Regions from separate parts of the Mus musculus genome. Here regions 1 and 3 are each linked to region 2. The links are chromatin loops, found by intact Hi-C in ENCODE. Cell type or tissue: heart. All regions are shown on one strand.

Evidence for each region. A loop is a pair of places that touch in the nucleus more often than their neighbours do. Peaks named below come from ENCODE experiments on the same cell type or tissue, not always from the same donor. Only the 100,000 strongest peaks of a DNase experiment are listed, where the experiment ranks them.
Region 1: a loop joins it to region 2, with 4 times the contacts of the local background. A loop is called at or near these places in 6 of 42 quality-filtered maps.
Region 3: a loop joins it to region 2, with 6 times the contacts of the local background. A loop is called at or near these places in 13 of 42 quality-filtered maps.

Annotation. Positions count from the first base shown.
Region 1 is chr1:55,081,995-55,089,994 of GRCm38, reverse strand. Hspd1 (heat shock protein 1 (chaperonin)) reads left to right here and starts at 2,063. Exons shown (of 12, transcript NM_010477.4): 1 at 2,063-2,216; 2 at 3,054-3,229; 3 at 5,210-5,462; 4 at 6,188-6,270; 5 at 6,833-6,928; 6 at 7,844-7,937. The coding sequence starts at 3,056. Hspe1 (heat shock protein 1 (chaperonin 10)) reads right to left here and starts at 1,847. Exons shown (of 4, transcript NM_008303.4): 1 at 1,583-1,847; 2 at 780-944. The coding sequence starts at 1,585. In heart, CTCF peaks have their summits at 3,760 (motif pointing right) and 7,715 (motif pointing left); a DNase peak (open chromatin) is centred at 1,854; H3K4me3 peaks cover 4,498 bases; H3K27ac peaks cover 3,325 bases.
Region 2 is chr1:55,379,063-55,387,062 of GRCm38, reverse strand. It overlaps the pseudogene Gm8531. Among named protein-coding and RNA genes, the nearest start is that of Boll, 19 kb to the right of the region's middle. In heart, a CTCF peak has its summit at 3,723 (motif pointing right); a DNase peak (open chromatin) is centred at 3,762.
Region 3 is chr1:55,189,238-55,197,237 of GRCm38, reverse strand. Rftn2 (raftlin family member 2) reads left to right here. Exons shown (of 9, transcript NM_028713.1): 6 at 1,601-1,722; 7 at 2,891-2,994. Among named protein-coding and RNA genes, the nearest start is that of Gm51743, 8.7 kb to the left of the region's middle. In heart, a CTCF peak has its summit at 4,242 (motif pointing left); a DNase peak (open chromatin) is centred at 3,707; H3K4me3 peaks cover 478 bases; H3K27ac peaks cover 2,349 bases.

The DNA of each region.
Region 1 (8,000 bases), 300 kb after region 2:
TCAATTCCGGATCCTTCTACCTCAGCACTATACCCTTCTCCCAACCTGTGCTTAGAATTAGTTCTGTGCCTTATTAATAAATACCTCCTTCAGCTCTGAAATGGCCGTGGGGGTTTATCTACTTGCGCGATCTTTTTGTCTATTTAAAATTTGAAGAACAGGATATAAAATAGCTACAGAGGTTATTTCATATTGTAAGATTTTGTTTTACTTTTTTGGGACATGGTCTCATCCTGTACCTCCTGCTGGCCTAAAAAGATTCTACAGTCCACCTGCCTTAGGCTCCAAAGAACCTGGGCCACAGGCATGAGCCACCATCAAGGCAGGCACTTTTCAGCCTCTAGAGCTTGGGGCACTGCAGAGTTAGCTCAGTGGGTAAACAGGTAAGTAGACTTGCTATGAAAGTAGGGGAGCCCAAACCAGGATCCTAAAACTAGAGTAAAAAGGCTGTAACCCGCAACATGTTGAGGCCCAGAAACCAGACTAGTCAACACTTTACCCCAAAGGAGTAAGGTGGAGATGCCCCTGCTACACAGCATATAGACATGTGCAAACACGTCACACAAATACCTTTTGCCTTTCTTCAGAAACATAAAATAATTCTAAAACAATATAAAACAGTCATTTTCCTGAATGGGAGGTTCTTTGTGAATTGAAATTTGACTTGAAATTCTTCCCCCCAAAAATGCCATTGTAATTCATTTTTTTAATTACCAAAGGAATTCCCCTCCTTCCACATCACACTGGAATTCAGTACCACTCCAGGGGCACCAGTTTACCTTTCCTTTCCCTCCTGACCCCACAGCCACGACCGTTGCTTGCAACACTTTTCCTTGAGACTTTTCTGGAAGCATAATGCCACCTTTGGTTACAGTTTCGGCAGCACTCCTTTCAACCAATACTCTGTCAAAGAGCGGAAGAAACTTCCTAAAAGCTTGTCCAGCCTGTGGAGAGAAATGTGATCAAACAGAGTGTAAGTTCGAAGTGTCAGAACACGAACAGTTAAGACCACCGCAAGCCTTAACTCTCAACAGGTCAAAACTGACCTGTTCCAAAAAGGACAAGAAAATTCAAGTGTACTTTTAGAATATACTCAGTGTTCCACTCTATATAGGACAAACTGAGTTTCATTTCCCTGTCTGGTGTGTGTGTGTGTGTGGTGGTGGTGGTGGGGGGGGGTCTTCATTACTAATCAGCAATCGCCACCTTGATCTATTCCAAGGTCAAACATTTCTTTAATTTTTTTAAAAATTCGAATAACGGGGGAGTGGCGTCACTTTTCGAGCCTGGATCTTAGTCTTTCTCCAACATAGGACACATCCACTGAAGCCCTGCCAGGGCAGGTGGGCTTCTGCGTGTGCATCGGGTTCCCGCCCCCTGCCCCAGACGCTTTGTCGCACACGTGCGTGCGGCAAAGCCATGGTGGAGAGAGAAATGGCCTCGCTTCTGCAGAGCCATGGGCGGACACCGGACACTGACCAGACCCCGGACCCCTGTCCTATTAGTCCCAAAGCGCACAAGGGTTCGCCGTGGGCCGCAGGCCGAACTGGACCCGCAGGCCTGCCAACCACGAGACACTCACCATGACTCTCGCCTTCGCCGCCACCACCGCAGCTCCGGACTCTGAACTCGGGCCGCTGCTGCAAGGAGAGTCCTGCTGGCCGGCTGGGACACGTGAAAAGGCCGCGCAGCGCGCAGGCGCACTCAGCCCCCCGAGCGTGAGAGGGGGCGGCCACGCCGACGCGCGCGCCGATTGGTGGCGAGGGCTCCGCGCAAGGGGGCCGACGCGGGCGGCCGGAGGCGGAAGAAAAGGGGAGCACTTTCTAGGCTTTTCCAGGCCGGCCGCCGAGGTGAAAGAACGAGCCCCCCTCCCGGAAATGACGCCACTTGACCTTTCACCCACGGGACGCGCGGGGCCTTCCGGAAGGTTCTAGAACGGACCGTGGCCCAGGAACCAGCGTAGGGCGGCGGGAGAGGGCTGAGGCCGCAGAGCTGAGGCGGCTCTGGTACGGAGGGCGGGGCCGCGCGCGCCGCATGCAGATTGCAGGGCCCCGGCGTGGGAGAGAGCGGGGGGCGCGCGCGCGCACACGCGGGGCCGCGGGGCGGGGCGGGGAGGGAGGGGACTCGGGCTCATTGCGGTGCGCGCCCAGAGCTGGGTCCCTCACTCGCCGCAGACGGCCTGCCTCGCCTCGTGCTCTCCTGCCGCCGCCCCGCAGGTACGCGGCCTCGGCGTGCAGGGCGCCCCGGCGCTCGCGGGGGGCTGCTTGCAGCGCGGACCGAGCACGGAGGACTAGGGGGAGAAGTCTGGCAGCGACGCCGCAGGCTCGGCTCACTTGTCCAGGCCCAGCGGGGCCACGCTGGTTTCATCACGTGTGGCGGGGACCACGCGATCCAGGCCGAGCGCCGGAGCAAGGGCGGGCTAGGGTGGAAGCAACTTGGGCCCTCTGGTGCCACCTGCGCCTGGCGCACTGCAGGACTCTGTGGGAGGGTGGTCGGGGTCCTTTAGTCCCCGGTGGCCGCGGCGGTCCGGTGTTCACTTTGACCTTGCTCGGGGCTCCTGGTCGGGAAGACACGTGGGGCCGCGAGGCTGGACTGACCTACTGTCTTTTCCTCCGGCCTTGCTAGCTGCTGTGTTACCGTAGCTTCGGGTGGATACCTGGCGACACACTCAGAGGGTTTTGCACCGTCATGAGTACTTCTGTAGTTCTCTAGGCAATTGCATTTAGAACCTGCCTTGCTTGCACCAACTTGATTTTTTTCCTTTGGACACTTTTCGGAGTGGATCTGCTCCCAAGGCCGCTTTGGCAGTGAAAGATTAACTTGAGAGGGCAGAGTGGGTGGCCATGGGGATGTGGTTTTCTGTGCTTTGTGCTTATGCTGTTGGTCAGGCTTGGGGTCAGCCTCCATGATCAGTTGGCTAGCAGATTATGCCCTGAATCTGCAGCGCCCAGGCATGGTGGTTAGCAGAGGACAGCCCAGCTCCAATCTAGCCTCCCATGTTTTGAAGCACCGTTGGACAAGTTTGTAGTGATTTTTCTTTTTTCCTTCCCCAGAAATGCTTCGACTACCCACAGTCCTTCGCCAGATGAGACCAGTGTCCCGGGCACTGGCTCCTCATCTCACTCGGGCCTATGCCAAAGATGTAAAATTTGGTGCGGACGCTCGAGCCTTAATGCTTCAAGGTGTAGACCTTTTAGCAGATGCTGTAGCTGTTACAATGGGGCCAAAGGTACCAGTATACTTAAATGGTGTTAAAGAATATAGTAGCTGCAAGACAGCAATTTGTTATCAAGTTTTGTGAAAAATCTAATTTGCATGTGGTACAACTTAGTGGTCTAGAGGTGTTATTTAGTCAGGAGGTCTATTGGTCATTCTACCACCATGGTGTCCTTACTACTGCTCCAGGCGATTTGGGGGACTTTTGTACATTGTGATGTAATAGAGTAGTAATATCTCAAGGAGGATTTTCAAACTATAGTCATGATTTTGTGCATGCTTGCATTAAATTTTGGATCTCGTCCCAGTAGTTAGAGGGTATAGAGGGGAAAGTACAACTTAAGTCTAATAATACCTCAAAGTATATAGCTGTAATGTGAGAGTTCACTCATTGTGCTGAAATACTCCAACACATAAGGCAAAATGCACTAGCATAGAATCATTGGTTTCTGTGTTTTTTGTTTTGTTTTTTTAAGTAACTAAACCTTTTTTTTTCAAGATTTATTTATTATATGTAAGTACACTGTAGCTGTTTTCAGGCACACCAGAAGAGGGTGTCAGATCTCATTACGGGTGGTTGTGAGCCACCATGTGGTTGCTGGGATTTGAAGGTTGCTGGGACCTTCGGAAGAGCAGTCAGTGCTCTTACCCGCTGAGCCATCTTTACAAACTTTACTTTATGGGCTTTGTTGTTTGGGGGTTTTGTTTTTAAGACAGCATTTCTCCGGTAGCCTAGACTGTCCTGAGACTCAGAGCGATCCATCCACCAGCTTCTGCAACACATATCACCAGACTGTTTTCACTTGCCCTTGGGAGAAAACCTTTGTGGTCTTCCATTCGTCCCTTCATTGTACACCTCGTGATTGCTACAATTTTCACATTGCAAAAAAATTGTCCAGTTTTTGCTTTTGAGAGAGTCTCACTAGCTTAGTCTGAGTTCTAACTCCCTTGTGGCAAGGCTGTCCTTGAACAACTTACATCTCAAGTGTAGGAATTCAGTATTATACTCACAGGGTCTCTAACCATAGCTGGCCAAGTCAGCCTTGAACTCAGAGCAGTGCTAAGATCAGAGGTTGTGATCACACATTTGTGTGGCTGAATAGGGAGCTATAGTACTTTGAGGACACCATTGGATGTGGTGCACAGTCATTTTAAATTAATGCTAAACTGGTCTAAAGAGCTGCATAATCCCAACACTCAGGAGGCTTAGGCTGGTAGTTCTCTAAGTTTCAGGAAAGCATGGCAACAATAGAAATCCTGTCTTGAAAAACAAAACAACAAAAAAACCTGCATCTTTTTTTTTTTTCTCGTATTTTCCTCAATTACATTTCCAATGCTATCCCAAAAGTCTTCCACACATGCACCCCCCCCCCCAAAACCTGCATCTTTAAGAACTGTTTACATAGCTCAAGACAATAGAAGTTTGGTTCAAATCCAAAAGTTGCCAATACTTGTTGGTGTCATATTTGAAGTTTTTTATTGAGCGAACCAGAAAAGCACATTATCTTACTGGCTGATATTTAGTGAATGAATTTTAAAGCAAAACATGTTTTAAAAATAGTTCATAAGCAGGGCTGTAGTGGTAGTGGTGCATGCCTCTAATTCCAGCTAGCCTTTAGGAGGCAGAGGCAAGCAGATCTTTGTGTTTTGTGAGTTTGAGGACAGGAAAGGCTACACAGAAATGTCCTGTCTCAGAAAACAAAATAAACCTAGGTCATAGCCAAAACTCAAGTGCAAATGATGTGAAGAGTGTTCTGGGATTTGGCGATTAACATCTGTGCTTTCTTGTTTTATGGGTGGCATCTGTTAGTACCAGGGAATTCCTGTTGTGCTTCATTCAATGTTGGACTCCTGGCAAATGATCAGTGCTCATTTTTTATAGACCTAAGATGGTTGATTAACGTGGCTTTGAGATTCATGTTGCAGGATGGTTAAAAATGACAAATTTGAGGGTTATCATTGAGGGTTGCTTTTTTTTTCCCTGTCGCTGTAGGGAAGAACTGTGATTATTGAACAGAGTTGGGGAAGTCCCAAAGTAACAAAAGATGGGGTCACTGTTGCAAAGTCAATTGATTTAAAGGATAAATACAAAAATATTGGAGCTAAACTTGTTCAGGACGTTGCCAATAACACAAACGAAGAGGCTGGGGATGGCACCACCACTGCCACTGTTCTGGCACGATCTATTGCCAAGGAGGGCTTTGAGAAGATCAGCAAAGGGGCTAATCCAGTGGAAATCCGGAGAGGTAAGAGTATATCATTGATCTTATCCTGTAAAGAATTCTGTTGTCTTTATCTTTGTCCTTTTTATTACATTCGTTGTAGAGTTTGTGAGTGTTCATTCTTGGTGGAATTGCCCTTTCCTTACTTATGTGGGTTTCCAAGGTGGAACTGAGGCTTCATTCAGGCTTGTGGGTCAAGTACTTTTATCCCCTAGACCATCTTCCACATCTTGTTTTTTAACTTGTCTCAATTAATGGAAGTGAAAATTCAGGGTTCTCTGTAGACCAGGCTAGTTAGCTTCAAACTCAGAGATCTGCCTGCTTCTTCTGCCTTCAGAGTGCTAGGATTAAAGGTGGGCACTACCACACCCAGACCAAGACCCTGTACTCTTAACCTTTAAGCTATCTCTGCAGCCAAGAATGAGTAGGTCTTAGCCTTCCCTGGCATGGTGTCCTGTATAAATACATGCTGGTCTCAAATTTTTAGCCATTCTGTCTTAGTCTTTAGTCTTAGTCAGGTACTGGGATTACAGGTGTGAGCCACCACACAACATCTAGGTCAAGTTTTCAAAATGTTGTTGGTTTTCAACTTAATTATGAAATTCTGAGATTGATTGAGTGCATACTGTGTTGTTTGGTACAGTTAGGAGAGTGCTGGCACGAGGTTACATGTAAATGTTAAAAGAGTCTGTAAGTTTATACTTGGGGACCTTGATAAGCATTGTTAGTAACATACATTCTTGAACTAGGTGTGATGTTGGCTGTGGATGCTGTAATTGCTGAACTTAAGAAACAGTCTAAACCTGTGACAACCCCTGAAGAAATTGCTCAGGTAAGAATTTTACTAATTCAACCTATAGACCAGGTTGGCCTTGAACTCAAATTCCCCTGCCTCTGCCTCTGCCTCCAGAGTGTTTGGCTCATCACTGCCATGCCTACTAATTTGGATCTTAATAGGTGGCTTGTTGTTGTAGTTGTATGTGGCTGTAAGTAAGATTTGTGTTATTGTGCAGATATTCTTAGTGATATCAGTGTACTCTGTGCTGCGTGGGTTCAAACCTAGCCCTTGAAGCATAGCAGACAAGTATTTTTTTGTGTGTGCACCATATGCATGCCTGAACCCGTAGAAGGAGATGTTAGAGACAGTTGCCAGCCACTGTGTGGATGCTGGGTACTGACCTGAACAACAGCAAGTCATCTTAACCACTGAGCCATCTCTCCAGCCCCTTTAGTTTATTTATTCTTACTTTGTCAGATAATGGAAGGACTGAGGGTGTGTCTCCATTTAACCAGGACTTCATTAAAATTACTATTAACTGTAAAGTACTAGTATAGAGTGTCAAAGTTGAAAATACTAATCAGTATTTAATTTTGAAGTAACTTGGTTATTTCAGGTTGCTACAATTTCTGCAAATGGAGACAAAGACATTGGGAACATCATTTCTGATGCAATGAAAAAGGTTGGAAGAAAGGGTGTCATCACAGTGAAGGCAAGTATGGGATTTGATACGTTTTGATAGTACCTTCAATGGGGTATCTGTCACCTGTTTTCCAAATAAAAAACTTGAATCTCTTGTTTGTGCCCACACAATTCATTCCTCTGTCTTAACATCTGTAGTATGTGCTCACCATTAGTCTGAATCGGGAGCTTTGCCTCTTAACAATGAATTCATCTAACTTATTAGCTCTCCGCTAGCTGTAAATAGGCTGGTGCTTCACTCTGTAATCCTGGCTGGCCTGGAACTCTTAAGCTTCAACCTTAGAGGGATCCCTCTATCATCTCATGGGGACTAAAGGCATGTGCTCCTGTGCTCAGCTTTAGTGTGTGTCTTGAGATTTTGGTGGGAGTGTAGTTAAAGGTGCTGTGCAGCATTTCCATGTTGAACCCCTTAATGCCTATGCCATCTCTTGCTAGTTAGGTATATAATTTCAAGTGTTGGGTTTGCTCATGTTTATGAGACAGGGTCTTAACTTTGTAGATAGTCCAAAATAGGCTTGTGTTTGTTTTAAAAGATTTTTATTTTCTATGTATGAGTGTTTGTCTGCACACATGTGTATGTATGTGCACCATATGTGTACTGGGGCCTTGGAACCCAGAAGAAACAGCAGAATCCCTGGAGGTTGAGAGCCATTATGTAGGTGTGAGAACCTAACCCGGTTCTATTCAAGAAAAGCAAATGGGGCTGGAAAGTTGAATGGCTCAGAGTTCAATCCCCAGCACCCACATGCTGGTTTATGACCATCTATAATGGGATTTGGTGCCCTCTTCTGGCACACAGGTGTACATGGAGATAGAGTACATAAAATACATAAAATAAGCATATCTTAAAGAGAAGAACAGCAAGTGTTCTTAACCCCTGAGCCATCTTTAGGTTTAACTGGCCTCTAATTCTTTGACTTTGTAGGATGGAAAAACCCTGAATGATGAGCTAGAAATTATTGAAGGCATGAAGTTTGATAGAGGATATATTTCCCCGTATTTTATTAACACATCAAAAGGTAAGAGCTGGTCCAGAGATGAAATCTTTACACTATACTTTAAGCTATAAACTTACTGTCAGC
Region 2 (8,000 bases):
AAAGAAGATCTCAGAAGATGGAAAGATCTCCCATTCTCATGGATTGGCAGGATCAACATTGTAAAAATGGCTATCTTGCCAAAAGCAATCTACAGATTCAATGCAATCCCCATCAAAATTCCAACTCAATTCTTCAACGAATTAGAAAGGGCAATCGGCAGATTCATCTGGAATAAAAAAAACCGAGGATAGCAAAAACTCTTCTCAAGGATAAAAGAACCTCTGGTGGAATCACCATGCCGGACCTAAAACTGTAGTACAGAGCAATTGTGATCAAAACTGCATGGTACTGGTATAGCGACAGACAAGTAGACCAATGGAACAGAATTGAAGACCCAGAGATGAATCCACACACCTATGGTCACTTGATCTTTGACAAGGGAGCTAAAACCATCCAGTGGAAAAAAGACAGCATTTTCAACAAATGGTGCTGGCACAACTGGCGGTTATCATGTAGAAGAATGCGAATTGATCCATTTCTATCTCCTTGTACTAAGGTCATATCTAAGTGGATTAAGGAACTCCACATAAAACCAGAGACACTGAAACTTATAGAGGAGAAAGTAGGGAAAAGCCTTGAAGATATGGGTACAGGGGAAAAATTCCTGAACAGAACAACAATGGCTTGTGCTGTAAGATCAAGAATCGATAAATGGGACCTCATAAAATTGCAAAGCTTCTGCAAAGCAAAAGACACCGTCTATAAGACAAAAAGTCCACCAACAGATTGGGAAAGGATCTTTACCTATCCCAAATCGGATAGGAGACTAATATCCAATATATATAAAGAACTCAAGAAGATGGACTCCAGAAAATCAAATAACCCCATTAAAAATGGGGCTCAGAGCTGAACAAAGAATTCTCACCTGAGGAATACCGAATGGCAGAGAAGCATCTGAAAAAATGTTCAACATCCTTAATCATCAGGGAAATGCAAATCAAAACAACACTAAGATTCCACTTCACTCCAGTCAGAATGGCTAAGATCAAAAACTCAGGTGACAGCAGATGCTGGCGAGGATGTGGAGAAAGGGGAACACTCCTCCATTGTTGGTGGGATTGCAAGCTTGTACAACCACTCTGGAAATCAGTCTGGCGGTTCCTCAGAAAATTGGACATAGTACTACCGGAGGATCCCGCAATACCTCTCCTGGGCATATATCCAGAAGATGTCCCAACCGGTAAGAAGAACACATGCTCCACTATGTTCATAGCAGCCTTATTTATAATAGCCAGAAGCTGGAAAGAACCCAGATACCCCTCAACAGAGGAATGGATACAGAAAATGTGGTACATTTACACAATGGAATACTACTCAGCTATTAAAAAAATGAATTTATGAAATTCCTAGGCAAATGGATGGACCTGGAGGGTATCATCCTGAGTGAAGTAACCCAATCACAAAGGAACTCGCACAATATGTACTCACTGATAAGTGGATATTAGCCCAGAAACTTAGGATACCCAAGATATAAGATACAACTTGCCAAACGCATGAAATTCAAGAAGAACGAAGACCAAAGTGTGGACACTCTACCCTTTCTTAGAAATGGGAACAAAACACCCATAGAAGGAGTTACAGAGACAAAATTTGGAGCTGTGACGAAAGGATGGACCATCTAGTGATTGCCATATGCAGGGATCCATCCCATAATCAGCTTCCAAATGCTGACACCATTGCATACACTAGCAAGATTTTGCTGAAAGGACCCAGATATAGCTCTTTCTTGTGAGACTATGCCGGGGCCTAGCAAACACAGAAGTGGATGATCACAGTCAGCTATTGGATGGGTCACACGGCCCCTTATGGAGGAGCTAGAGAAATTACCCAAGGAGCTAAAGGGAACTGCAACCCTATAGGTGGAACAACAATATGAACTAACCAGTACCCGGGAGCTCTTGTCCTTAGCTGCATATGTATCAAAAGATGGCCTAGTCGGTCATCACTGCAAAGAGAGGCCCATTGGACTTGCAAACTTTATATGCCCCAGTACAGGGGAACACCAGGGCCAAAAAGGGGCAGTGGGTGGGTAGGAGATTGGGGGGGTGGGTATGGGAGACCTTTGGGATAGCATTGAAAATGTAAATGAGGAAAATACCTAATAAAAAAAAAGGAAAAGAAAATAATAGCCAGAAGCTGGAAAGAACCCAGATGTCCCTCAACAGAGGAATGGATACAGAAAATGTGGTACATTTACACAATGGAGTACTGCTCAGCTATTAAAAACAATTAATTTATGAAATTCCTAGGCAAATTGATGAATCTGGACAGTATCATCCTGAGTGAGGTAACTCAATCACAAAAGAACTCACATGATATGGACTCACTGATAAGTGGATATTAACCCAGAAACTTAGAATACCCAAGATACAATTTGCAAAACACATGAAATTCAAGAAGAAGGAAGACCAAAGTGTGGACACTTTGCCCCTTCTTAGAATTGTGAACAAAACACCCATGGAAGGAGTTACAGAGACAAATTTTGGAGCTGAGACGAAAGGATGGACCATCTAGAGACTGCCGCACCTGGGGATCCATCCCATAATCAGCCTCCACACACAGACACTATTGCATATGCCAGCAAGATTTTGCTGAAAGGACCCAGATATAGCTGTCTCTTGGAAGGCTGTGCCGGGGCCTAGCAAACACAGAAGTGGATGCTCACAGTCAGCTATTGGATGGAACACATGGCTCTCAATGGAGGAGCTAGAGAAAGTACCCAAGGAGCTAAAGGGGTCTGCAACCCTATAGGTGGAACAACAATATGAACTCAGCAGTACCCCCCAGAGCTCGTGTCTCTAGCTGCATATGTAGCAGAAGATGGCCTGGTCAGCCATCATTGGAAAGAGAGGCCCATTGGTCTTGCAAACTTTATATGCTTCAGTACAGGGGAACGCCAGTGTCAAGAAGTGGGAGTGGGTGGGTAGGGGAATAGGGGGGAGGGTTTGGGGGACTTTTGGGATAGCATTGGAAATATAAATGAATAAAATACCTAATAAAAATGTTTTAAAAAAATAAATAAATGAAGGAAAAGGTAAAAAAAAAAAAAAGCAACAGTGGGTTTGGGAACTTCTGATTTCAAATACTGAACAAATGCCTGGTTGAGCACACAGAGCTAAGCTCATATTTCCTGCTTTTCTATATCAAATTATTGTTAATGAATAATAAATGAAAAACTTGTTAATGAAAAAACAAAACAAAAAAAACGAAATGTAAATGAAGAAAATACCTAATAAAAAAATTGGAAAAAAAAAAGCATAAAACAGAAGCATCCCAGAATTAAAGTCTACAAGGTTTCCATGCTATAAAAACTTGACAATTGCATACATAACTTTTGGATGCATGTAATTTCTGCTTTATACATTTTATCAAAGAAATGGGTTGCTTTTCCAACACTGATTTGAACATAGGAGGCTTTATGGTTGCCCTGCAGCCCTCAACTGGGCTTGGGGTTTATGGGATCTGCGGCTTCCCATGTCTTAGATTCCTAATTCTCTTTGTATTGGGGCCTCCTGGCTTGCTGTGTGGGTGCGACATTCGCTTCCTTTCTTCCACCAGGGAATTTGCGTTGAGGGTGGGCTGCTGCCTGTTTCTATAGCTGGCTTTTGTTTTCCAAGGCTCTTCAGCCCACAGGCGTGATTCCTAGGCAATTCAAAACCAAGCACTTTTACAATGAAGTTAACACAAACTGGGAAGTCTCCAGAGCAAGCGAGAGCCTGGCTGGCCAGCAGAGGGTGCTGGTGCACAAGAAGGGAGGTTCGTAAGGCCAAGCAGACAAGGGATCCCTGCCTGGCCCAACCTCAACAGGGGGAAAACCAAGACACTCCAAACCCATCATCCCCTCTGCCTGGCGCCTGGCAAATTTCAGTTTTAGATGACCCAGAGAGAACTGACCTCTACTTTGCCATTAAATTTCTTTCTTACCCTTAACGTTTGTTTTGTTATATGTTTAACGTGATTTTAAATTTATTTTAGTTTTTTTTAAAAAGCTTTCTTTTTTTATTATTACTCATCTATAATACGATTTTCTTCATTTTTTTTTTGTGCAATTGGATTTATTTCACCTTCGGCCGTCTGCTCTCTCAATTTCAAATATTTTTCAATTTAATTTTTTAAATTAAAAATAAAAGAAAGAAACTTTTAGGGAGAAGATACGAGAAGATGGAAAGATCTCCCAGGCTCATAATTCAGTAGGATTAAGATAGTAAAAATAACCGTATTACCAAAGCAATCTACAGATTCAATGCTGTCCTCAGCAAAATCCCAACACAATTCTTTACAGACCTTGAAAGCACAATGTTCAACTTCATGTGGAAAAACAAAAACCTCAGGATAGATAAAACAATCCTGTGCAATAAAAAAGGCTTCCAGAGGTGTCACCACCCTGATTTCAAGCTCAGCTGCAAAGCCAGAGTCTGGAACAAGCTCTGCACCATGTGCTGAGAAAAGTAGCAATGGTAGGCTTTCAGGGGCAAAACTCAGTTTTGCCTGGAAAAAGTTGCGTACTTTCTCTAATATTTACCTTTTTAAACTCTTCTCTAGTCTAAGGCCAGAAACTGCTGGCGTCTGGCGATTAACACCTGCTGATTAGCAGTGGGGAATTAAGTTAAAAAAATTGATAGCTCTGGCTCTTTGTTCTTTTCTCACAGGCCCCTCCCGGCTCCAGGGCTGGACTCATAGTTCGGTAACTCCTTGTGAGCCGCGTTACCAAAGAGAAAAGAAAAGAAGAAAAAGAAATCGCTGTCGAATGATATTCTGCTGTACTCATAGATTGGTGTCTAAAGAAGAGAGGATTCCTCCAGCAACTGATGGAAACAGATGTAGAAACCCACAGCCAAACATTAGGCAAAGCTTGAGGAATCCTTCAGAAGAGGAGGAGGACTATCCTAGAAACCAAACGAGACAAAGACACCACAAGAAAACCCACAGAATCGCACATTTGCGGGTCCCGGTGTATAGCGTGCCGCAATCACGGCTAGCCATCTGTAACTCAACAACGGCGCAAAGATGCCTACCCTGGGCCTGGGCACCTGAAAGTCCCCTTCTGGCCAGTGACTGAGGCTGTGAAGGTTGCGTAGGGTATCGCCACGCCACATTGACTGCTCTCAGGGGCACCAGAATGAGAAGGAGGTGGGAGTGGTCCTCCAGGAGAAGCTCAAGGAGAAGGTGGTGACTCGCCAGGACCTCTTCACCGTCATCGTGCTGTGGTGCACGTTCCACGACAAGAGCATGGTGAAAGGAGCCTGCCAGAAGATACTGAGCGACCTGCAGCGGGACTAGCTGGATCTCTGTCTTACTCACTGGCCCACGGGCTTCAAGCCTGGGCCCTACTCTTTCCCACTGGAAATATGATTCCTAGTGACAGTTGGCTATACAACAGCTAGTCGATGAAGGTTTGATAAAAGCAATCGGTGTCTCCAGCTTCAACTCTCTTCAGATTGAGAGGATCTTGAACAAACCTGGCTTAAAATATATGTCGGCGGTGAGCCAGATCGAGTGCCACCCGTGCCTAACTCAGGAGAAGCTGACTGAGTACTGCCGACAGACATCGCGTCGGCATACAGTCCCCTGGGTTCTCCTGACAGGCCCTGGGCCAAGCCTGAAGACCCGTCTCTCCTGGAGGATCCCAGGACCAAGGCAATTGCAGCCAAGTACAATACAACTACAGCCCAGGAGCTGATCCGGTTCCCCATTCAAAGGAACTTGGTAGTGATCCCCAATCTGAGACACCAGCTCGCATTGCTGAGGACTTTAAGGTCTTTTGACTTTGAGCAGAGCAGCGAGGACATGACCACTCAGCTACAACAGGAACTGGAGGGTGTGTGTCTTGATGAGCTGTGCCAACCACGAGAATGAACCCTTCCACACACAAGTCTGAAGCTGCAAAGCCCTGCTCCTCCCCAAGCGACTTACACCTGTTCATCTGCCCTTGCAGGTGTTCTGTGTCCTGTGTCCCTCGCCCTGGGTGGCACATTGCAAACCTTCCAGCCTTTCTTGGTCTTTCTTATTACCTACCTGGAGGTAAGAATACTAGAACCCTTTCCAACCAAAGAGAAGCAAGATTGATAGCCCAAGTTGTGCCACTAACACTTAAATTTGAGTGCTTAGAACTGTAATCCTATAAGTCAGACTTCTTGCCTCAAATAAAAACTGCTTTTGTGGAAGAAAAGAAAGAAAGGAAGAGAGGGGGGGAAGGGGGCAGGGGGAGCAGGGGCTGCCTGACTCTTTTCCTGTCTTTTGCCTTTTGTGACCCTTTTCCTCAAACTGGGTTGGCTCATCCGGCTTTACTATGAAAGGAAGTGTCTAGTCATATTGTAACTTTCTTACACCATGTTTGGTTGCTATTCATAGGAGGCCTGCCCTTCTCTGAATAGAAGAAAGAGGAGATGTGGTAGGGGAGGGGCAAAGGACTGTGGTGGGGATGTAAATAGTAATAAAATTAATAATGATGATAATAATAATAATAAAAGCTCTCAGGACAAAAACAAGACCGGTGTCTTGTTTTACCTTACCAACAAGGAGCCAAAGCCCAGCAGTGAGCCTCATTAATCTCTATTGTCTAAAGTTTAAAAAGTCAAATGATGGGTGTGGTGGTTTGAAAGAAAATGGGCCCTTAAACTCACCAAGAGTTTTGGTGAATCCACTATTGTCCGAGCAGATTCAGTGTAGTTGAAAGAAATGTATCACTGGGGGTGGGCATTGAGATCTCAGATGTTCACCTAGGGCCAGTTGGCATTCTCACATTCTGATGTCTGCCACTCAGTTGTAGAACTCTTGGCTTCCTCTCCAGCACCATGGCTGCCTGTATGCCACTATGCTACTATGTTACAGGTCATGATGACAACAGGCTAAGCCTGTGATCTGTAAGTCAGCTCCAATTAAATGCTTTCCTTTATAAGACTTGTCGTGGTCATGGTGTCTTGTCACAGCAATGAAACCCTAAGACAATGAGGATTACAGGTAAAGTGCACAGTGGGGTGAGGGGTCACTAGTGAATTCATTATCTTAACCTACAAGTAAGTCTTGAGTTCCTACCTCACTCTGGGCAGCAGGCTCTGTTTTCTGCCTCTCTGTTTCTTCCCCTTCCATCTCTCTCATTAGGATCTAGCTGTGTTACTCAGGCTAACCTGAACTCAAGATCCTCCTGTCTCCTCATTCCAACTGCTAGAATTAAGGATATTTGCCCTCATATTCAAGTATATCAGTGGTTCTCAAACTCCCTACTGCTATGACCCTTTAGGGGCCTCACGTTGTGGTGATCCCCTAACCATAAAATTATTTCAGTGCTACTTCATAACTGTAATCATAAACTACATATTTGATATGCAGGATATCTGATATGTGACCCCTGTGAAAGGGTCATTCAAATCTTTTTTTAATTATTTATTATATTAGGTATTTTCTTCATTTACATTTCAAATGCTATCCCAAAATTCCCCCATACCTTCCCACCCACTCCCCTACCCACCCACTCCCACTTCTTGGCCCTGGTATTCCCCTGTACTGAGGCATAGAAAGTTTGCAAGACCAAGGGGCCTCTCTTCCCAATGATGGCCGACTAGGCCATCTTCTGCTACATATGCAGCTAGAGACACGAGCTCTGGGGGTACTGGTTAGTTCATATTGTTGTTCCACCTATAGGGTTGCAGACCCATTTAGCTCCTAGGGTACATTCTCTAGATCCTCCATTGGGGGCCCTGTGTTCCATCCAATAGATGACTATGAGCATCCACTTCTGTGTTTTCCAGGCACTGGCATAGCCTCAGAAGAGACAGCTATACCAGGGTCCTTTCAGCAAATCTTGCTAGTGTGTGCAATGGTGTCTGCGTTTGGAGGCTGATTATGGGATGGATGCCCAGGTGCAGCAGTCTCCAGATGGTCCATCTTTTCGTCTCAGCTCCAAAATTTGTCTCTGTAACTCCTTCCATGGGTGTTTTGTTCACAATTCTAAGAAGAGGCAAAGTGAGAACTTTGGGCTTCGTTCTTCTTGAGTTTCATG
Region 3 (8,000 bases), 190 kb after region 2:
TATGTTCCTTAATAAAATATAAACATAAGGTGGAGATGATACTTGGAGCACATTAAGCGATATTCATCACCCAGTCAGGGTGGACAGGCTGAGAATGATGTAAGTTAATTGGAATATTTGGGGGAGCTGGGAGATGGCTTGTTTGGTTGGTTTGGTTTTGGTTTGGTTTGGTTTGGTTTGGTTTTTTCAAGTTGCAACAAAATGATTCTGTTTCCTATAACCGGCAGGGAAACTTGGATATGACAAGTGCTACATAAAACCCACAGTGTTTACCTAGCACAGGACCATGAGAAAAATGCCTTCTGTTGCAAAATAAGAGGCAAAAGAATTTCCATTAAATCCTTTAGTTAAGGCCAGGTGGCTATTGTCAACTATTCAAGAAAAATGCAGAGGGGACTTCCCTTAAAACTTCCTTCCCAGCAGGAGTCCTGGGACAATGACTTCTGTTAGCCGCTTCCTGTCGCTGTTGTGGGGACTTGGGAATTGTTCGGTGTTTATAGCATGTGTGTTACATGTGTGTACTTGCGCAAGCATTTGTATGTGGAGACTAGAGGTCAATGTCCAGTTATCTTTCTCTGTCACTCTCCACCTTATTTTGGGGAGCAGAGCCTCTCCCTGAACCTGGAGATTGTCATTTTGTCTAGGCTGTCAAAGTCATCTGCCTCCCCAGGGCTCTGCTTTTATGTGGTGTTGGGCTTAGTTTCCTGCCTATGCTTGCAAGGCAGGCAGGCGCTGTACCCACTGAGTCATCGCCTACCCTGTGCTTAGAGGTTCTAAAGCTCTGGTTTTCATATTATACCTGCAAGTTCAAGAATGGACATTTTTCATGTTCCTGCTGGTTTGTATGATACACATCAGAAGCCAACCTTTTATTTCAAGGTGAAGGTCATCCCAGATGCTTCTTGAATAGACATTCCATTCTTGCTCACATTATTTAGCTTTGTTTCTGCTGTGGTAGTTCCATGTGTGTGTTTAATTTTAATTCAGTGAACTATAAACCTGTCTTTACCTATGGAGAAAAAGCAAATCTTAAAACAGAAGGACTCAACCAAAATACTTTTGTTTAAGTGAGTCTTCTCTATAGAGATTTTTATTTATGTTTCTGTGTCTGTGCGTGTGCACACATGCCCACTCATGTCTGTATATGTGCAAGTCCACATGGAATCCAAACGAGGGTATAGGATTCCCTGAAGCTCAAGCTACAGGCAATTGTGAGCTACCCAGTGTGGGTTCTGGGAACCGAACTCCATCCTCTGGAAGCAGCAAGCACACTTAACTGCTGAGCCATCTCTCCAGCCCGTCTTAATGTTTCAGAACAGCATTTCATGTATCCTAGGCTGGCCTGCAGCGTGTTGTGTGGCTGAGGATAACCTGAAGCTCCATAGCCTCCTGGCTCGGCTTCATAAATCCTGGGATTACACGTGGGAGCCGCTTTGCTCAGCCTCTGTCACTGATGCTGGGACATGCATCATGTAACCTGGGGCTACACACATGAGGAATGGCTTCCAGTCGACAAGATTTTCTCCCAGCTTGCCACCACGACCCTTGGAAGCAGCTGTAATGTACATATGACTCCTCTGAATGTATCCTTTCCCCACAGGGGACCAGTTACCTAAATCTTTGGAAGGCTTTTTTATCTACGAAGAAGAAGGATCTGGAGTCCCAGGTTCTAACAGGAGAGGAAACGACGCCATTGTGGTGGAGCAGTGGACAGTCATTGAGGTGAGCTGCAGATTCCAACAGTCTGCTTTCCTTTTGTGTGTGAGTTGATGAAAGCCCCCCATGGCCAGGCGCATGCTCAGACACAGATGGTCCACTCTCACAGAACCCTCAACAAAGAACCGACAGACTTCCTCCATATGCTGTACCCATGTTTTCAAACATTTCAGCAAAATAGCAAAAGTAACTGTCGGCACCTAGACAAAAGTAGGTTCCCCAAGTCTGCGAGTCTAGCCCTAGACAAGATCCCCTGGCTCAGAAATCCTCACTACAAAATGCCTTGGCAACTGGAAAATGCCTTGGCAACTGACTGGAAAGAGTAGTGTAGCCACTCATCCAGCCTTTCACCGCTGAGCAACCAGGATGGCAGGCTTGGTTTTAACCTTATGAATTGTTTTGTTTTGTTTTGTTTTGTTTTGAGTAAAAACATCCAAAGGTTTTTCTCTTACATACCAGGCCAGATGTGTACACACAGCACTGTCATAGTCAGAGGTGTTGCTGCGGCTGGGGTTGCGCATTTACAAATTCAGATGTCATCAACTACTGCCCTTGAAGTAGACAGATCCCTTTGGACCTCTGTTGAATGTACAAGGTCCTTACAGAGAACGTCTTTCAAGGAAACATTTTGACTTTCTGGCCTTACAAAGACCATAAAGGACAGAAGTCATTTTCAGAGAAATTGTAAAGCCCACGGAGGGAGCTGGGGAAGGTGGGTGGTGAGTAAAGCTGCGAGAGAAAACCTTCGCCAGCGCAGCGGAGCAAGAAGAGCGGCCACTCGGCCAGCCTGGCAGCTTCCCTCCCACCCCCAGCCTCCCATCCCAGGCCCAAGGCCACTGCTGAACCTACTTAGTAAGCCTCGTGGATCGGACGCCCTAGGGAGCTTTTAAAATGCAGATCCCCAGCTCCGCTCACTTTAGAATCTGAGAACCGTGGCTTTCCCAGGACCAAAGAAAGGCCAATGGCCACTGTCCACTCACTTGGTTTTAAGAAGGCAACAGTTGCAGAAAGTGACATTTTGGGGGCCCCATGGGCTCCATGACACTGTTCCACTGGACACAGGCCCCCCCCCACACACACACACACTACAACACTCATCAGCCCCTCATCCTCGCTACTGTGTGGCCAGCTGTCTTTGCTATTAGACTGTAAGCTCTTTTGCTTATTCACACAGGGCTGTGAAATTAAAACAGATTACGGCCCCCTGCTGCACACCCTGGCTGAGTTTGGATGGCTTCTGACAAGCGTGTTGCCTACCCCGATATTGAGACATGACAGGTAATGCCCGTGCATCCACCTGCACAGCTCATTCTACAACCTGCTCATTTGTGAGTAAATTAACCAATGCTGACTTAAGCCTACGAGAAATGCTTCTAGTGTGGTTTCATGGGATTTGGAGGTCAGCAGGTCCAGAGGGTGGGTCCCTGTCATTGGTATTGTCCCAAGGGCCTCAAATACACAGACATTTGAGAAATCTGCAGGGGCTTCTGAAAAACAAGAGTTCTCTGTCTGAGCCCTGGGTCTACACACACCGGTCGACACACCCCTCCTCAACAGCCTGTGTGTCTGTGCCTTCAAATCACTTTCTGGTTGTTCTGCTTGTGTTTGAGTCAAGGTCTCTCTCTCTCTCTCTCTCTCTCTCTCTCTCTCTCTCTCTCTCTCTGTAGCTCTGGCTATCCTGGAACTTACTTTGTAGAGCAGGCTGGCCTTGAACTCACAGCTATCCACCTGCCTCTGTGTCCTGAATGCTGGGATTAAAAGTGTCTGCCACCCCCATGTCCATTTTCTCCATCTCTTTGATGTTCTCCTAGGTGCACTTGGCCTGATACAGCTAGGCACAGACCTTCCGAAGTGTGGAAACCCTGAGTCTCTCCTTCCTCTTCCCCTGAGGAAAAGTATACTCCTTCCTTGCCATTCATTTGGGGATCCCAGCTGGGCTCACTTCTAAGTATTTCCCACAGTGCTCTGAATGAATGGGCAGGACATCTGGCAGCCAGCCCACTTCTGCTGAGCTCCAGTGGTATTTCCTGTATCCGGTCAGGACCAGTTTAGGAATGACAGGACTAAGCCTAAGGCTGGAACTAAAATATATTGTGATCCCAAGGATACCTTGAAGTGGGAGTAGGCTGAAACATGAAGCCAGACTCTGGCATTTTGTGCCCAAACTGCATGAGATCCTACCCTGCAACCAGTGCTCTGAAGACTCCCTCCAAACGCTGTATGAGGAGTAGCTATAAGGTTGCTCTAAGACAAAGAGAGGGAGAACGGTGCCAAAACTTTACCATCATACAGATTTCTCCTGCACCCAGATCCTATGGGCACTATGGAACCATGGAAGTGTTCCTCCTACCGTCTGAGAGGACTTATCTTTATATGCTATCAGAATGGCAAGGGGCTCATGGCTCACTAAATATGCATTGGGATGGCCCAGTGGTTATGAGTCCTGCTACTCTTCCAGAGGGCCCAGGTTTGAATCCTAGTTTCCATATGGTGGCTCAGTTTCAGAGGATCTGACGCCCTCTTCTGGCCTCCCCAGGTACTGCATTCATGCAGTATATTTACCTTGCAGACAAAACACCCGTACACAAAAAATAATTTTTAAATCTTTAACTTGCTAAGGGATTTTAAAGGTAAGTTTTAGGACAGTGTTAGAGAATAATACTGTGTGTATCCCAAGTGTATAGGTGTCAAATGTGTCTAGCAACCCTTGGACCAGCTTCACAGTGGTTCTAAAATATATTCAGTTCTGGAGACTATATGCTAGGGAAAGGGGGAGGGGGCTTCTTTGCTTCTATCCAGTTTCTTATTATTTAATGTTTTATAATAAACTGACACTCTCCAGAGTGTCAAAGAAAAAGTCTATCTACCAGTGAAAAACATCTGTGGCGTGCGTCTGATGCTGAAGTCATTTACAAGAGAGAGAGTCGTGTTTACATTTCATGTGGTGCAAACACATAGCCAGGAGCTTGCATTCTGGCTGGGGCCAGCCAAGCTCATGAATTCAGTAATTTAATACAGTAATTAAGCAACGAGGAACTTTAGTCCATAGGTTCCAAGGAAGTATTAAAGAAAAAAGATATTATGACTATAAAAATTAAGCTTGATGCTCTAGTCCTGAGGAGATCAAAGAGCAGCTTCACTGTTCAGTAAATCCTTTCCCAGGAGTCTGCTGCTGCGGCTGCTGCTGGGCAGAAGAGAGTAGGAAACGTTCCCGAGCAGCAGCCGCCCTGTGCGGGAAGGCAGACAATAGCTCCTCTCAGATGCCGGGAGCTTTGGATAACTTGTTTATTTTGTTCCTTGGGTCCTTCTGAGTTGTCACTGTGACAGGACGCCCAGGAAGGTGACTTAAAGGACAGACTTGCTCTGACTCCTCATCACTGCTCTGGTGTGAAGGCAGAAAGAACACTGCTCACCAGCAAGCCACGCCCTCCTTCCTCCAGCTATGCCCCTCCTCCCTGAGAACCCATTCAGCCATGAACTTATAAGTTGAGGGAGTTAGAACCCATAAGATCCAGTCAGTCTCTGCTGGACCACCACCTGGAGAAGCGTCACATATGAGCCTTTTCGGGAGAGACTTCATATCCAAGACACAACAAATATAAAACGAAGATGAAGTGTAATGCTGTTCACTGGTCAGGAGGATTTTTGAGAAAAATCCTCACCTGAACACATTTGGCTAATAAGTGAGGGGACTCTTTGATATACTAATATATGTGTTATAATATAATTATAATTATATAATAAATAAGAACTATTATCTGGGGATCTAACCCTTTAGCAGAACCAAATTCCTAAGAGGATGAAATCAGTTGTCCAATCAGGATAGGATGGCCTGTTCCAAATCAAAAGGTTCCAGAAGAGATAAGGTAGACAGTGCCCTGTGTGTAAGATCCGCACTGAGGGTCTTGAGCGATAGGGCAGCAGAAGTAAGTAGAATCATAAAGATGCATGTTTACAACCAGAAACACAAGTGTCACACTCTTTCTTTGGAGGCCCTGTGCCCGAAAAATCCATCACTAAGAGCCACAGTCTGTTAACAGTCCCCTCCTTGGAGACAGTATTTCAACTGTCTCTGCCAACTGTTGTCTAAGCTGTACCTGAATGGCTCACAGGGGATAGTCCCCTCATGACACCACAGCGTATGCACACACTCTCAGCGCTCTCTAGGTTGACGTCCCGTTTCCTAGGCAGTGGTACACCCCCAAGGTTTATAACAGAACTCTCAAGAAAGATCATGAGATCACGCACATGGTACAGCACGAGGCTGTAAGACGCCATGCCTATACCCTTTCAAGGTTGTTGCAGCCAGCCTGGGAACAAGGCAGATTCCTTTGTTATTGTTGGAATAACACTATCGTACCAGGAGCCCAATCCTTTTTCTACTAGAGAAGTCAAGGTGAGAGTTACCAGGAAGTTCTTCAAAAAAAAATAAACAGTTAAGGACCACATCCGCTGAGCTTACAGCTAATATTACAGCCTAAAGTGGGGAGGGACCTATAGAAACAGTTCAGTGGTTACGAGCACTTAATGCCCCTAGAGAGACCCTGGGTTCAGTTCCAAGAACCCACTGTAACTCCAGCTCTAGGGGATCCGATGCCCTTTCTGACCTGCACTGGGACCAGGTGTGCACGCGGCACATTCACATAAGTGCAGGCAGAGAACTCCCAGGAGCCTGTAATCTCAAGTGAAAGTCATCCCCAGCTACATAGGGAGTTCAAGACCAGCCTGGGCTCCATGGAGCCCTGTCTGAAAACAAAGAAACAGAAAACAGCAGCCTGGCTCTGCTCCACCCTAACAGCTGTAGCCTCCCCACCGGACCAGTGACCACCTCATCCAGAGGCATTCACTTGGTTTACAGGACCAGGAGTAAATTCACTATTAATCTGTGCCCTTAAAACAATTGCTGTGGGTACTGGAGAGGACTCTGTGGTTAAGAGTACTGACCACTCTTCAAGGGGACCAGGGTTCAGCTCCCAGCACCCACATGGAGGCATATGACCGCCAAAACACCCATACACATAAAGTAGAATGAATAACAAAATCTCAGAAAAAAAATTGCTGTGACTACAACACATAAGAAGTGCATTAAACACAAGTACATAGACTGCACCTGTGCACTCACTCCGGCCAACAAGCGGGGTTAGGCATCGTGGAGCGCCTCCCGTGTTGCTCCACTGACGACTTTTGTCTGTGTGTAGCAATGTGGGTGTGCATCTGCCTGCTGTAGTGTGCTCACCCTGTGATGGTGCTCCTGACCAGTCCCTCTTAGCTCAAGTAGAAACCCTGGTGTGCACCCACTGGGCTTTCTGTAAGTGCAAGTGCTAGGCTGGGCATTTGTTTCACTTGGCTACATAAATGTGAAGCCAACCCAAATAGGTGGCTTCTGGTTTCCTTGGAAGCCCAGAGGTAGTGGGGTAGGGTATTCCTCTTGCTCAAGCATGAATTACTGCTGTACTCCAAAATGGCACCATTCTGGGAAGTATGTAGTGATCTGTGTGGTTTTCGGGTGAGTTTTGTTTGTTTTGTTTTGTTTGTGTTTTTAGATTGCTGTTGTTGTTGTTGTTGTGTTTGTGTGTACACACCTGAATATGCATCTATGTGCCATTTGCATGCAGGATCACCTGGAACTGAAGTTAGGCAGTTGTCACCCACCGTCTGGGTGCTGGGAGTCAAACCCAAGTGCTCTGGATGAGCCACAAGTGCTCTTAACGACTGACCCATCTCTCCAGCCTCTTTTATTTATAGTTTTAATTGGGACTGAAGCTAAGAACATTTTCATTCCATGGATCACCTGGGTTCTGTAGTCAAGTACCTGTTAGAATCTTTTGCTCACATTAAGTTTATATTTATAAATTATTTAAAGTTAGATGAGAGCCTTTTATCAGTTATATATTCCAACTTTCAATATGTCTGTAACTTGTCTTTTTTTTTTTTTTTTTTTTTTTTTGGTTTTTGGTTTTTGAGACAGGGTTTCTCTGTGTAGCCTTGGCTGTCCTGGAACTCATTTTGTAGACCAGGCTGGCCTCGAACTCAGAAATTCACCTGCCTCTGCCTCCCAAGTGCTGGGATTAAAGGCGTGCGCCACCACTGCCCATCGTAACTTGTCTTTTTTCTCCCTGCTCTCTTTATGGTCTGTCGCTGTCTGTGTCTGTGTCTGTGTCTGTCTCTGTGTCTGTCTCTGTCTCTGTCTGACTGTATCTGTGTCTGTCTCTGTCTCTGTCTGTGTCTGTGTCTGTGTCTGACTGTGTCTGTGTCTGTATCTGTCTCTGTCTGACTGTGTCTGT